Linked DNA regions of Homo sapiens: region 2 is linked to region 1. Evidence: chromatin loops called from intact Hi-C (ENCODE). Cell type or tissue: Panc1. All regions are shown on one strand.

Region 1 (8,000 bases):
GCTGGCCTTGAACTCCTGGGCCCAAGGGATCCTCCTGCCTCTGCCTCCCAAAGTGCTGGTATTGTACACTTGAGCCACCACACCTGGCCACCCTACTCTTGTCTTCAGAAACATCTAGCCACCATCAAGCTTACTGCCCTCCCACCTTGAGTATGTGCTGGATGTTTCCCAAGAAAATAGTAGGGAAAGGGAAAAACAGTAGAGAAAGCCAACACAGATGACACTAATCAAGTGATAAGTGATAACCAGTGCCTAGACATTGATGTCACAGGGTCCTGCACTTCCAGGGTGTGTTCCCTAAAATCCTAATCCCAATGTAAATATTATGAGAAAAAATGCCAAACTCAGCTTGGTGGGCATTTGACGATGTCCACCACCTCAACACTACCAAGGCCATAAAAAAGCAAGGCAGGACTAAGACAGTGTCACACACCAGAAGACATGATGAACAGCTGACAGCTGGAGCTCATTGCTTGGCACCTCTCAACCAAGAGCCCTTACCAGACATGAATCCTGTTTTGTACAAGGTTCTAATCAAGGCCAAAAACCTTGCATTCTACCTTTGACTCTGCAGCTTCAGCAAACCTTATTCTGTCACTACTGACTCAGAGAAAAGGTCAGCCAAGAACCTCTAGCCAAAAACTGCCTTATTCTGAACTGACAAAGTACTGAAAACTTTCACTTTATTTAACTAATACAAAGCAATTTAATAAGCAAATATACAGTAAGTATCTGTAAAAGTTCTTGTTCATAGACTCCAGAGGCCAGGCACAGTGACTCATGCCTGATGAGTGTCTCTCCCAGCACTTTGGGAGGCTGAGGTGGGAGGATCGCTTGAGTCCAGAAGTTTGAGATGAGCCTGGGCAAGATGGGGAAACCCCATCTCTACAAAAACTAAAAATAAAAAAGTTAGCCAGGCTTGGTTGTGCACACCTGTGGTCCCTGCGACTTGGGAGGCTAAGATGGATGGCTTGAGCCTGAGAGGTTGAGGCTGCAGTGAGCTCTGATTGCACCACTGCAATCCAGCCTGAGCAACAGGAGACTCTGTCTTAAAAAAATAAGAAACCAAAATAAGTTTTAAAAATATGTAGTTTATAGACTCCAGAGCAATGGGGATGTCCCTTCAATTCATCTAACAGACATTTATAGAGCATCTACTTTGTGTTGGTCCTGGTCTGAGCCCTGAGGATGTAGCAGCACATTGGAGCTCCTCATACATCTATGGGTAGGGGGAGATAATCAGCAAATGGAAAGACACAGGCCTTTTCCTGCCCCACTGTGAGACCTGGCACAGGTATAAAAGGGCCTCAAATGGGGCCTGACGAACTTGCCACTGGCACCATGAAGCTGGCTCCTACTTTCGGGCTGCTCTTCACTGCCGTGCTCCTGATCTCCAGGGCAAGTAGGTGCCAGGCTGTGAATGCCTGGGGATGTGGATGCTGGGGCTTTGATGGCATCCAAGGGCAGTTTTGAGCATACATGGAGGGAAAGGGATGTGTAGGCTCTGATGAGTGTCTCTCAAGGGTCTGTCCACGTGTCATTGTGTTCCAGATTGTGACATCTGCCCAGTTGTGACAAAGGATGTTGATCTCTTCCTGGTGGGAACCCCTGATGAATATGTTGATCATGTGGCACAATACTGAACATCCTCATTAATATTGTCCAATGCTAGAAAGCTGAAGAACTGTTTCAATGGCAAATTGGCAGACGAGGACAAGAGGCATGTGCTCAGTGGGCTGGTGAGTGCAGCTGTGTGTGCCTGCACCTTAGTCTGGGTGGAGGGTCTGCTGGTTCTAGGGCAGTGGGTGGGAGTGCTTATTCTCCTCCCACCAACTTACCATTATGATATGTAATTGAGACTACTGGAAATAGATTTACATGTGAGGTGTGTAGCAACAGTAAAATGTATTTTAATAAAAGGTTATAAGAGGCATAAAAATATAAATTCTTGCCTAGGGTTAAAGAATTGTTTTAAATTAGAAAATATGAAGTTAAAAGTTCAAACAAGTGGTAGAAAGTGTAAAAATAAATCTTGCAAAAATTCTATGTATGAATATATTGACTAAATTCAAAAGGGTATTATATGGTTTTTCTCTAAATTCAGCATTAAAATAAGAGCATGACAAGGTACTCTCCCACCAAGGCCTTTCCCTGGGAATCTGGGAGGAAAAGGAACCTCGTGAATGAGGAGGTAGAGAGGAGGGAGCAGACACCAATGACGCAGGGAAGGGCCAGGAAGGGGGATTCAGCTAGCCCTTGAGCTTGTGGGCTGGCTCTGGCTGTTCAGCTCTGTAGGCTAGCCTGGGAACCTCCAGGACCTCCTGTGTCCATGGCACCACTCAACCTCAATTTTAGACCCTTGGCTCTGACCTCCTGGCCTACAGCCTCTCGAGCACATGAGACTCTCCAAACCATGAGCCCTGGGTCTTTCTAATACAGGATTTATTAAGAAATTATTTTTAGGCAGCTAGAAAGGGTAAAAGTTCTCGGTGGAATTTTCCTTTAATAAAAAGCAGCCCCAAACCATTTCTTCTCCGACAGAAAGCAGCCTGATATATATGAAAACTAGGAGCTTTCATATGTAAATGCCAGCAGCGGTACCTGGAAGCCAGGTACATTGAATATGGTGGTTCCTGCTCTCCTTTTCCTTGTCACCGTGTGTGTAGGAATCATGGTGACCCACCAGGTAGAACCACATTTGCATAATAAAAGAGTAGGGTGGGAAGGCCAGTCTTTTTGCAGGCTATGCAAATGGAACGTCTAGTCAAACCAATCCCCTGGGCCCTATGTAAATCAATCACCACCTCCCTAAGCCTCTGCACAAAATCGATTGCATCCTGCTGCAAACTGGAGACCCTCTCTTGGGCGACCTGCTTTCTCAGCATGAGGAAGCCTTTTCTCTCTCTTCTTCTTCTTTGTCTATTAAACTTTCTGCTCCTAAACCCACTCCTCATGTGTATTCGCGTCCTGAATTTTTTTCGACTGAGACAAAGAAACAGGGTATATACCCCAGTCAACCAAGCTGTTTCATCTGGCGGTTCTCATCCAGGATCAGGATCAGAATGGAAGATAGAAACATCGGACTGGTGAGTATGGAGTGAGCCTCAAATCTGCCCTTTAATCTCAAGGCTGTCTTCAAACCAGTTTTTTTTTTTTTTTCCACAGAGTTCCTAGCCATCACATGAGGCTGGGAGAAGTCCTAGGGCAACTGAGAATTTCTGTCCAGGGCACACCCTGGCATTATTCAAAGGCTTCGGGACTGAACCCAGCCTCCAACAGCCCATCCAAGTGTTGATCATGGATCTCCAGCTATCCTGTCACAAAATTTTCCTTTCTTTTCTATCTGCTGTCACTATGTCTCCTATCCTCTGTGTGTGCAGTGTGCAGGAAATTTTACAGTTCAGGGAAACAGTTCTGTTAGGAAAGATCAGCAAACACCACGTGCAGCAACTCAACAAGCATCTCTATCCTGCCTCTGGCGAGCACATGTTATTTCTAAGCCAACAGCGCCACCTAGTGGAAATATAAATCCTCTTCATGTGGCAAATCGCCGGTGTTTTACAGTAATACTGCAGCTTCTCAATTCTTTCTTTTTGCACCGCTAGAAATCAGCCTCTAAGGTCTTTCTGTGAATGGGAAAGCTCCAACTTCAACAATTAGGAGGAAAATGTCCTTCACAGCCAAATGTTAGCGCCCATACTGTGCCAACAGCAGGAAAAATCACCATTAGGTCCCTACGTTCATTTCTGTCTCCAATGAGAGCAGTACTTAATTAGTAAAGTGATTTTAAGTACAGAGGTTAAACAGAACCATTTTGCTATGGGTAAATATTTTAGCACAGGCCATAATAGCAGGTAATTTAGCACACTGACTCTGTTAAAGAAGGCTTGCCCAAAGGGGACACAGTCTCTCCAGAGATCCATTTCTTCAGGAAGCCAGGCAGATCACACAGATCGATAAGCTAAGGCAGTGTGGGTAAAGCATGGTTAATCCCATAACTTAGTTCATAAGGTTCCATGACTTGGAGGACCACGCCTACAACAATGGGCAGCACAGTTAACACAATGCTGGGACACAGGAACCAAGGAGAGAAAACTGTTGGGGGGATGCTCCCACTGTCTTCCTCTCCACCCTAGGTCACAGTGAAAGGACACCTAGGGAGTAGAAACAGAGGGACAAAAGAACTACAGGGCAAACAAAAATGTTAACAAAATGGCAATAGTAAATGGTAGGAGACTTCCACATGTCACATTTAATAATAGACAGACCATCTAGACAGACAACGTATAACAGACTTAAACAAAATCATAGAACAAATGGATCTACCAGACACACACAGAACTTTCCTCCCAACAGCGGAAGACATTCTCCTCAAGAATACACACTACAGTCTCCAGGATAGAAGACAAGTTAATTCGAAAACAAGTCTTAACAAATTTAAGATCAGAACCATATTCAGTGTCTTTTCTAGCCACGGTGGAATGAAACCAGAAATCAAAACTGGCAAGAAAACAGGGAAGTTTATATATATGTGGAAAAATTCAAAATTTCTTGACACAATTGCTGCACTTCTGATCAAATGGCTCTTGCAGATATTTATAGACTATTTCATCCAACAGCTGCAAAATATTATTTCTTTCCATAAGAACATTTAACAAAGAATGAGTATTTGATAGGAAAACAGGATGACTATAGTTAATAATCATTTAATTGTATATTTTAAAATAACTGAAAAAGTATAATCAGATTATTTGTAACACAAAGAATAAATCCTTCAGGTGACGGATACCCCATTGACTCTTTTTCTTTTTTTTTTTTGACAGAGTCTAGCACTGTTGCCTGGGCTGGAGTGCAATGGTGCAATCTCGGCTCACTGCAACCTCCGCCTCCTGGGTTCAAATGATCTCCTGCCTCAGCCTCCCAAGTAGCTGGGATTAAAAATACAAAAAATAAAAATTTTTGTATTTTTAGTAGAGACGGGGTTTCACTATGTTGGCCAGGCTGGTCTTGAACTCCTAACCTTGTGATCTGCCTGCATTGGCCTCCTGAAGTGCTGGGATTACAAGTGTGAGCCACCACACCCAGCCTCCCGTTGACTCTTATGTGATTATTATACATCGTTTGCCTGCATGAAAATATCACATCAAGTATCATTTCTGACCACAATGAAGTAACACTATAAATCAAATCAATAACAAGATAAATTTTCTAAAATGAACAAATATATAAAAATGAGACAATGAGCAAATAAACAAATTAAGAAGCAAATTAAAAAAATTTTTGAAGCAAGTTAAAATAGAAATGCCACATACCAAAGCCTGTGTGATCCAGCAAACACAATATTAGCAAGAATTTTGATAATAAATATCTTCATCAAAAATGTAGAAAAAGTTCAAATAAAACCTGCACAACATAACAAAATCTATAGGGTACTGAAAAGGCAATAATAACAAGGTAGTTTAGTAGTAACTACCTACATCAAAAAAAAGAGAGAAAGATTTCAAGTAAAACTTAATGCATTTCAAGGAACTAAAAGAGCAAATACAAACCAAACCCAAATTTAGCAGGAGGAAAGATATAATAAAGATCACAGCAGAAATAAATGAAATTGAGACTAAAAAATAGTATAGAAGATTAACAAATGAAGAGTTGGTTTTGTTAAAAGAAAAAAAATCATCAGACCATTAACTAGATTGTGAAAAAAGACCCAAGTAAATAAAACCAGAAATGAAATAGTAGACATCACAACTGATACCACGCAAAAACGAAGTATCATTAGAGATTGCTACCAGTAACTATAAGCTAACAAATTAGAAAACGTACCAGAAATGTGTAAATTATTAGACATATAAAATTTACCAAGATTGAACCAAGAAGAAATAGAACTCCTGAATAGAGCAATTACAAGTAATGAGATTGAACCTGTAATAAAATGTCTCCATCAAAGAAAAAACCCAGGCTCCATTTTCTTCCAGAATTGTACAAAATATTTAAGAACTAATACCAATTCTTCAAAAAGTCCTCCAGAAAATTGAAGGGAATGAAATTCTTCCAAACTCATTCTACAAAACCAGCAATACCCTGATGGCAAAACCAGACAAGGACACACACACATACAGAAAACAACAACAACAACAACAACTATAGGCCAATATCCATCATCCTCAACAAAATTCTAGCAAACCAACCCCAACAGCACAGCAAAATGATCATTCCCCATGATCAAGTGGGAGTTCTCCCAGGAATGCAAGGATGGTTCAAAATACACAAATCAATACATGTGACACATCACATCAACAGAAGGAAGAACAAGAACCATACAATCATGTAAATAGATGCAGAAAAAGCATCTGATAAAATTCAACTGTGCTTCATTATAAAAACTCTTAACAAACTGGGTGTAAAAAGAACGTATGCCAATATAATAAATGAAATATATGGCAAACCCACTGCCAACATCATAGTGAATAAGGAAATATTGAAACGTCATTCTCTAAAATCTGGAACAAGAAAAAAAAGTGGCCACTTTCACCAGTTTTATTCAACATAGTACTGGAAGTCCTAGCCAGAGCAGTTAGGCAACAGAAAGAAATAAAGTGCATCCAGACTGGATAGGAGGATGTCCCAGTCTCTGCTTGCAGATGACATGGTCTTGTATATAGAAAAACCTAAAAGGACCAACAAAAACTCTTAGAACTGATAAAGAAATTCAGTAAAGGCACAGGATACAAAATCAACATATAAAAATCAGTAGCATTCGTACACATCAGCAACAAATTAGTAAAGGAAGAAATTGAGAAGGCAAACTCATGTAAAATAGCTACCAAAATAAGAATAAATTTAACGAAAGAGGTGAAAGACCTCTACCCAAAAAGCTATAAAACGCTGATGAAAGAAAGTGAAGAGGACATCAAAAGTGAAAAGGCATCCCATGTTCATGATTGGAACAATTAATGTTGTGAAAATGAGCATATCACCAAAAGTGATCTGCAGATTCAATGCAATCCCTGTCAAAATATCAATGATATCTTCACAGAGGTAGAAAAAACAATCCTAAAATTGGTAAGAAACCACAAAAGACTCAGAATAACCAAAGCAATCCTCAGAAAAATGAACTAAGTTGGAGGCATAACACTTCTTGAAGTCAAAATAGATTATATAGCTATGGTTAAAACAAAAACAACACAACAACAAACAGTTGGGCATGGTGGCTCATGCCTGTAATCCCAGCTCTTAGGGAGGCAGAGGCGGGAGGATACCTTGAACCCAGGAGTTCGAGACCTGCCTGGGCAACATAGTGAAACCCTGTTTGCCACGAAAAGGAAAACAAAAGAAAAAAAAACAGTATGATACTGTCATAAAAATAGACACATAGTCAATGGAACTAAATAGCACAGAAATAAGTTCACATATTTACCATCAACAGATTTTCAACAAAAGTGCCAAGAACATTTATTGGGGATTGGAGAGTCTTTTCAATAAGTGGTGCTGGGAAAACTGGATATTAATATGCCAAAAATATGAAACCAGACATCCATCTCTAATCATATTTTTCCTTAAATCAACTCAAAATAGCTTAAAGACTTATATGCAAGAGCTGAAACTATAAAACTACTAGAAGAAAATATGCATAAAAATTTTCAGGACATTGGTCTTGGCAAAGATTTTATGGAGAAAACCCAAAAGCACAGACAACAAAAGCAAAAATAGACAAATGGGATTACATTAAACTAAAAAGCTTCAGCACAGCAAAGGAAACAATCAATAGAGAGAAGAGATGACTTGCAGGATGGAAAAAAAAATATTTGCAAACTATTCATCTGACAAGGGATTCATATCCAGAATATATAAGGAACTCAAATAACTCAACATGGAAAAACACACAAATAATCTGATGTACAAATGGCAAATTAGCTGAAGAAATATCTCTCAAAAGATGGCATACAAATGGTCCAGGTATTTTTCCAGTGGTCAGCATCACCAATCATCAGGGAAATGCA
Region 2 (8,000 bases), 160 kb before region 1:
AAAATTACTTAGCAGCATGATTTCCTCTTGCCTGCTTGGCACTAGGTCTTTCTGTTTTAAACTTTTTTAGTATAAGACCAGAGCAGCCTTGAGTCTGTCAGCCCCGTTCTTTAGGTGATACCTTTCTATCTGGTGTTTTCTGTACTAATAGGTGTTCCACACTGGCAGGTGAACATACAATTCCCAGCCCTGGATGAGCTCAAATAATTGTTTGGGATATTGCTTTGTAGGGGTTCCTTTCTAAACCTCAGGTAGTGTCTGGTCATGCTTGTGCAGATCGGGACTTAGCCAAAGATTTACATGGATACTTCTGCAAATCTTTGCCTCTCTCCTCTCTCCTATTATCCCACCTAAATTATACCCATGGTGGTCACCATATATACTTATTTTTCTTCTACACTGTAAGCAGGAATAATTGTAGGGCTCACGTGTTGTAACCTAGTGAGTTACAGAGAAACACCACACTCTGAGACGAATTCAGGTGTCCTTTATTAGCCAGCGACTGAGAGATGGCTAGTGCTCAAAATTCTCTAGGCCCCAAAGAAGGGGCTAGATTTTCTTTTTTACTTTGGTTTAGAAAGGAGAGGGGGGGAGTCTAGTTAAAACAATCTTACAGAAGTAAAGCAGGCAAAAAGTTATAAGGATAAATGGTTACAGGAAAGCAAACAGTTCCAGGTGCAGGGGCTTTAAATCTATCACAGGGTGACAGATGCGGGGCTTTGGGTGTTATCAACCAGATGAATTCCTAGGAACTGCGGATATAGCTTTCCACAGTATCTTATCAGTTAATTGCATCCTTGGATGTGTTGGGAATCTGCTTGCACAAGTCAAGTCAAGTCCTTGAGGAAGGGAGTGGGTAAGGGGCTGTAAGTGAAGGAGCCAAGATGGAGTCTGTCTGGCTCTCTCAGCTAAGGGAGAGTCAATTCAGGTTAAAACAAGGTTGGGTATCACATTCCCCACTTGTGTTTTTGGGGAATCAAACCATTGATTCCTCGGTTATAACCAGGGGGTTATATTGGGTTTTAAGGTACATAAGCTTGACAGAAGCTATATGTTGTTTTACAAAATTAAGAAACCAATTTAACATACAAGGCTCAAAGACTAAGCCTAACAATAGGGGAGAAAGGGTCCAGCTAACCCAGTGATTAGAGTAGTTAGCAATGGATTCCAGTTAAACATGCTTTGGTACCAGGGGGTGTTATTTTCTCGTTCTTGCTGGTGCCTGTCTAGGTTTTCTCAAACTTTTTGGAGAGTATCTTTTATGACTCCAGACTGATTGGCACAGAAGCAACAACTCTCTCCTAGAGTGGCACATAACCCTCCTTGGGAGAGAAATAGCAGATCTAAGCCTCGGCGGTTTTGAAGAACTACTTCAGCTAGAGATTTTACTTGGGTATGTAGTATATTTATGGCTGATTGGAGATTGCTTAAATCAGCATCTACTTGTTGAGACAGGGACATTAGTCCAGTTTCTCCCTGAACCAGGGCAGCCATGCTGATGGCTGCTGATCCAGCTATGCTAAGGCCAGCCAGGAGGGGTACAAGGAGTGGGGTGGCTCGGCAAAACCTGGGATGTAATTCAGGGGGAGCAATAAGAAGTTATCCTTCTGGCCCACTATACACGTAGACCTGGGGGAGTACATGAACCAACACACACAGGAGAGGTCCTGGTTTAGTTCCATTGATGTGGCAAGTGAGACCTGAAGTGCAGGCTAACCAGGTATTGTTAGGTGCCTGGTAGGAGACTGAGGTGCTTAAGGAGGTAAGCATAGACTGATTACAGGTAGCCTGAAAGGGAGAAGCAGATAAGTTATATCCGGTGCTAATTAGACAAGAAGTGTTTCCAGACGTATCTCCTAATGGGAGGGCATGGGGGCATGTACAACAAGAAAGAGAGCCAATTTTAAGTGCGGCTTCTACTCCTAATCCAATATAATATGGGGGTTTGTCCTTTAGGCACAACCAACAATCTTGGGCTAGTTTAGGCTGGGTGAGATTGAGGAGGTGATGTACCCCACCTAGAATGGACATCAGGCTGGGTTGGAGGTGCTGTCATTGCAGGTGAGGTTTGGGGACCAGGAATGGCAGTGGGACAGTTAAATCAACCTTGTCTGGATGTTTTGGGAACATAAGGTCATCTAAATCAGTTAAAGGCCTGATTGGCTTAGGAGGGCTCCATGAGACGAGGATTTTTTTTGGATGGTGAACATAGTTCCAACATCAAATCCCGGGATATAAAGCCTTAATCCCTATGACATGACATAATACCATTGAGCTAAATTAGGATTATGGATGTTTATAGTGAGAGGATTGCAATTTCTCCTAGTACACAGCTTAGGACGGGAAGCACGAGCTATGGAAAGGGTTGAAGATCGAGTTGATGCCCCAGAGTAGGTGGCCAAAGTTACACATGTCCAGTCAGGGCAGAAAAACTGGTAAGAATCTTGACAACTAGAGTTAGGGTGATTTCCAGGACAGAGGTAAAAGTCAACATTCTGAAGTCCTTTTTCTGCACCTTTGGAGTTTCCACATCCAGTCTGGCTTCTGGAGTGTCCAAATTCCACAGCAAAGTCGACGATACCTGCTCCTATGACTGGCAGATTGCATTGTTCTTCATGGGTATGGGCAGGCTCTGGGAACAAAGTACATAAATCAACTGTAAAAGAGACTTCCTTGAGATTCCTGCCTTCCAAGTAGTGTTTGCAAACACACATCCTGCTGTGAAAGAAGTGAGGAGGAAAGAGTAGGATGGGGCAGAAGGCATAATAGGTGGAAACAAACAATAGAGGTAAATAAAAAGAATTAATCTGATGGCTTCACTTGACTTAGGGGCAGTTTTAAGGGGCCTGGCCCAGGCTTGGGGACCCATGTTTCTTGTTGGGCTCTGTTGTCCTTTTTGATGTGAGATTGATGAATCCAAGCTGGAATGCCATCTACTTTCAGAGCCGTTGGTGTGGTGAGGATGACAGTATGAGGTCCTTTTCAGGCAGGAATGAGTCCTTTCTGGAACTTTTTAATGTACATGAGGTCACCCGGCTGGAAAGAGTGGTAGGGCCCCGTCTAGTCAGGAACTGGATTGGGGTGAGCTCCCCGGACAAGCGGCTGGATGATGTCTTGTACCTGTTGGAGAGACTTCCTGATTTTTACTGGCCTGAAGATCCGAAGCCTGTTTTTCCTCCTCTGGGGAATATTTTGGGTGATCTGGCAAGTCAGGTTGCAGAAAGGACACTGCAGGCAGCAGGGTCAGAGGTGCAACAGGGAGACGAGCTGCCTCCTAGGCTGTAGAGTCTGCTTTTTGGTTACCATGGGCAATGGCCATGTCTTCTTTTTGATGTCCTTTGCAGTGAATTACAGCCACCTGCTGGCAGTGCTTGGGCCTACAGTATATCCATCTCTGTAGTGATGGCAGCACCAGCCTTTTGAACTCCCTGCTCAAGGAAGCTGCTACCATCTCTAAACACGGTGGCTTCTGCCTCCTTTAAAGATACCTCTTGGAGATCAGGTCGGCCAGATTCCGTAGTCTCCAACGGTTCTTGGCAGTCATGGACAGGTATAGTAAGGTCTGTCTCTTGGTGGTGGGAGTGGGGATTCACAGGATGGCTTCACACTGGTGAGTGCCCTTTTTCCTTTCTTTATCTTGTACCTTAGGTAGGACACTCTAAGAAGACAAAGCTGGGCCTTTTTGGCCGAGATCCAATACCTGAGCACCTGAAGGAGGTAAAGTAGGTCCCTAGTATGTTGCAGGCAGCTGTCAGTAGTTTCAGTAGCCAATAAGTCATCTACATACTGAAGAATAGTACAATTGGGGTGACTGGCTCAGAATGGTATAAGATCCTGTTGGAGGGCTTCCCCAAAAAGGATGGGGGAATTTTTAAAGCCTTGAGGTAACTGAGTCCAAGTTAATTGGGTGGTATCTCCTGAGCCAGGATCTGTCCATTCAAAAGCAAAGATAGGTTGGCTTTTGGGGGCCAGAGGAATAGCAAAGAAGGCATCCTTTAAGTCAAGGACAGTGTATACTGTATGTTCTGGTGGGAGCAGGCTGAGTAAAGTATAAGCATTGTGGACAGTTGGATGGATGGTAACTGTCCACTTGTTAACCTCCCTCAAGTCCTGCACAGGCTGGTAATCATTTGTTCCAGGTTTCTGGACCGGCAAAAATGGAGTATTCCAGGTGGATTGACATGGTGTGAGTATGCCAGCTTGTAGCAGTCACTGAATATGGAGATTTATCCCCTCTCTAGCCTGCTGACTCATAGGATACTGTTTTATCTGGACTGGCAGGGCAGTGGCCAGAAGTTCTACAACTACTGGCAGATGATGCTTTGCTTATCCCAGGGGGTTTGACTCAGCCCAGACTCGAGGAAACAGTCTGTAGGTCTAATAGGAGGAGAGAATTTGTTTTATTCTCCAATGGTTGTGATGGTGAAACCAAAAGATATTCCTCTGACAGAGGGGTAGTTAGCAGGAGTTGGGCAGTAGGGGGCGTTGTGTCCCCTAACGTGAAGTGAGCCTGCTGGGCTGAGAGATAGAAGCCTGTAACTTATGGAGCAGGTCTCATCTGAGAAGGGGAAGGGGGCACTCTGGGACTACAAGAAATGAGTGAGTTACTCTTTTCTTTCCTAAACTCACTTATCATGAGTGGGTGACAGGATATTCCTGAATAGCTCCTGTTGCCCCTTGTACAGCTACTCTTTTATTAGAGACACTGCCTAAGGGTGTCTGCAGTACTGAGTGTTCCACCTCAGTATCTATTAGGAAGTATACATGCTGGCCCCCCACTGTAGCGGTCACCATGGGCTCCTGGGGGCCAAGTGAAAGGGAGCCCCAGTCCCATCAGTCATCAGACTCCTCCGCTGTGGGGAGGGTGAGGACCTTTTTCTTTTCTGGTTTTTGCTCTGGCTTTAATGGGCATTCCTTCTTCCAGTGTCCTATCTGCTTGCAATAAGCACATTGGTTTTTCTCCAGGGGAGCCCGCTCACCTTTCTTGCCCTTTTGGCTGGGACCCGGGGTTCCCTGGCTATTCCTCTGTGATGGGGGCCCTTACTTTTTGGCTTCCTGGATGGCCACCACTAAGATTTTTGCTTGTCTTTTGGATGCTTTATCAGCAGCTTTTTCAGCTGCCTCAGCTGCCTGTTTTCGTTTTTCAGACTCTCGATTGTCAAAAACTTTCTGGGCTACTTCTAAAAGCTGGCTATTGTTCATTCCAGCAAATCCCTCCGGCTTTTGTAATTTTCTTTTACTATCAGTAGCTGCCTGAGCCACAAACACCAAATTAATAGCACGGCTATTCTTGGGAGCTGCCGGGTCAAAAGGGGTGTAAGTTTGATAGGCCTCCTGGAGACTTTCTAAAAGTGTTCCAGGTTCATCAGGCCCCTGGACAACTTCAGTTGTCTCAGACAGATTTATGGGTTTTTGAGCGGCTCCCTTGAGGCCCACAAGGAGATACCGGTGAAAATCATCTAAAGCCCTCCTCCCACCCGAGGAGTTAGGATCCCAATTAGGCCGGGTAGAGGGAAAAACCTCCTTAACGAGGTTTTGGGCTTCCCCCTCTGGTCTATCAGCTGATGTAAGGAAATACTTTCTGGCTTCTCTTCGGATACAATTCCTCTCTTCAGAGATGAAGAGGGTTAAAAGGCGTTGCTGACAATCATCCCAGGTGGGCCGGTGAGTCTGGAGCATGGACTCCATCAGTGAGGTCAGAACCTGGGGTTTTTCAAAGAAGGGGGGATTATGAGCCTTCCAGTTGTACAGGTCAGAAGTAGAGAAAGGGACGTAAACTAAGAATGGAGCTGAGCGCTCATCACCCGGAGGGATTTGTGCCTCTCTCAGTGGGAGGAGGGGGGCTACCTCCTCCTGCCATGGCCACAATCAGGAGGCAATAGATGGGGACGCCACAGGAGATGTAGTTGAGGAGGCAAGGGGAGATTCTGGGGGAGCAGGAGGGTTATAAGGTGGCAGAACTGTGTGAGGAAAACTTTCCTCTTCTTCAGAGGGAGGCAATACAGGAGGAGCCAAGGGAGCTGAGGATCCGGACAAAAGTGTGTGGTCTCGCTTAAAATGACCTTGGAGGTAAGATTATGAATGGCACATGAGCGGAGCCAAGGGGGAGGGCTCCGGACCAATCTCAGCCATTGATCAATGTAGGGAAACGGATCGGGGTGACCGGGAGTTCCAGCAACGACCCGCCACACAGCCTGAAGAGCTGTGAGATTCAGTGACCCTTCTGGGGGCCACACGGTTCCAAACTGTGGTCATTCTACTTCACAGAGTATCTGGAGTTTGCCTTTTTTAAGGTGGACCCCATAATTCTCTGAGAAGCCTAGGGAGAAATTTTGTAACATACATTGGAGAGGGCTCCAATCTTTATGAGGCTGGGAAGAAGAGTTTCCCATTCTGGAGGCAATTTAAAAAGGTTTCAGCAGAAATATTAAACCCAGCACAGACAGAGAAATTCAAGACCTGGGGGGCTGCAGTATCAGAAGAACAGAAGTATTATAACCAGAAGAAGAAGGAAAACAACCATAGTCAACACTTCTTGCCACATAAGGACGGTCTGTTTAAGCTTTGAGATCTAGGGGGAGGACAAGAGGCAGGTCTGAGGCCAGTGGGACCTACGTGATCCCCTCCTTTTTGTCCTATAGCCTAAATATCTTTGGTGTCTCCATGACTTGAAGGCAAAAAGTTCAAACTTGGCCTTTTCTTTTAAGGGTTGAAAAAGGGAGGACAGAACCAAGTCTTGGAGACACTGGATTTGCTGCAACACAGGAAAATGAGATGTGCAGGGTAAAGGATGGGAATGAGGAGGAAAAGGGGCCACTTGGATTTTTCCAGGCTAGGAGGAGCCATGCCGGGCAGCTCTGGGTCACCAGGGCCACTCTGCGGTCCCCCGCCCTGCCTCCAGGCCCTGTCAGACGCTGCAAGCCCAGCTCAGAAGCCTGGCCTGGGACCAAGTTCACTGCAGCAGGCTGGGCCCTTGCATTCTGAGCTGGGTGCGGATGCGCTGGTGCTCTGGGAAGTCAGGGGCTTTGACAACTGAAGGCAAAGGAGCCGGGCACCTGAGGGGGTCCCGGGGGAGGGGGTGCCGGGGGAGGGGATCCGGCGTCGTCACCCTCCAGTCCTTGCCCACAGGTCAGGGAGCCCCTGCCATGGGGGAAGGAGGCTGTTTCTTTTGTAAACTGGTGGAGGCGTGCCTCGCCCCTGGGCCTGACAGCCCAAAGAGACACGCCTGAGACCTCTGGACAGAGTACAGCAGTATGGGCGTAGGTTTCTCTGCACAGTGCCTTATCCATGGGCACGGGAAAAGTTATGGGATGACAGAAAAGATGAGCAAGGAGGTCTGTGGGGTGGCTATTTTGAATCCACCACCGGTCTAATGTGGAGGTGGTCCAGTCAATTGGGCATGGGGTATGGCAATCTAAATGCCAGCAACCTTTAAGGTGCCAGAAATCCCACACTCTTTCCCATAACAACACCTGATTTGTTTCTGACAGAAAAGGCAGGACTGGGATGGCCAACCCAAATGATTGATGAGAAATTTGACCTCCTGTGATAGAAAATCAGTACTGAGGACCTTGAAGAAGTTCTTACCCAGTTGTCTAGGGCAGTATTGATGACCTGACATATGAAATTTTACCAAACAAGACAATAGACCCTGGGGCATACAAACAATTATGACAATTTTTTAATAGACAGACAAAGGAAGGGGGGCCCGTGATGGGATCAGTCAGATGCCCATCTGGCCACTCTCCCTGAGGGGACTTAGGCTCCTCTTAGCATTGGCAGGCTGGTATAAACCCCTGGCTTGGATCGAGCTATGCCTGATGCTGCCTTAAGCCTTAAGAGGTCACCACGGAACTGCAGGTGAGGGCCCATTCAAACTCCGTAGCTTTCACCGTGGAGCTACATACTGGAAATTCAAGTGCAAGCCCTTGAACTCCACATTCACGCACTCATTCACACAGAGTTTATAACAGTTTTCTTATTCCCTTTCCAAAACAGAG

What was found. Peaks named below come from ENCODE experiments on the same cell type or tissue, not always from the same donor. Only the 100,000 strongest peaks of a DNase experiment are listed, where the experiment ranks them.
Region 2: it touches region 1 in a loop (7-fold over the local background); 31 of 110 quality-filtered maps call a loop at or near these places.

Annotation. Positions count from the first base shown.
Region 1 is chr19:34,709,361-34,717,360 of GRCh38, forward strand. It overlaps the pseudogene SCGB1B1P. Among named protein-coding and RNA genes, the nearest start is that of ZNF181, 21 kb to the right of the region's middle. In Panc1, CTCF peaks have their summits at 3,525 (motif pointing left) and 3,727; a DNase peak (open chromatin) is centred at 3,491; H3K27me3 peaks cover 1,663 bases.
Region 2 is chr19:34,552,287-34,560,286 of GRCh38, forward strand. It overlaps LOC105372374 (a long non-coding RNA gene), which reads left to right and starts at 3,208. Exons shown (of 4, transcript XR_935923.3): 1 at 3,208-3,560; 2 at 3,649-3,717; 3 at 4,140-4,186; 4 at 5,991-6,698. It also overlaps the pseudogene ZNF807P. In Panc1, CTCF peaks have their summits at 3,369 (motif pointing left), 4,487 (motif pointing right) and 4,698; a DNase peak (open chromatin) is centred at 3,388; H3K27me3 peaks cover 1,212 bases.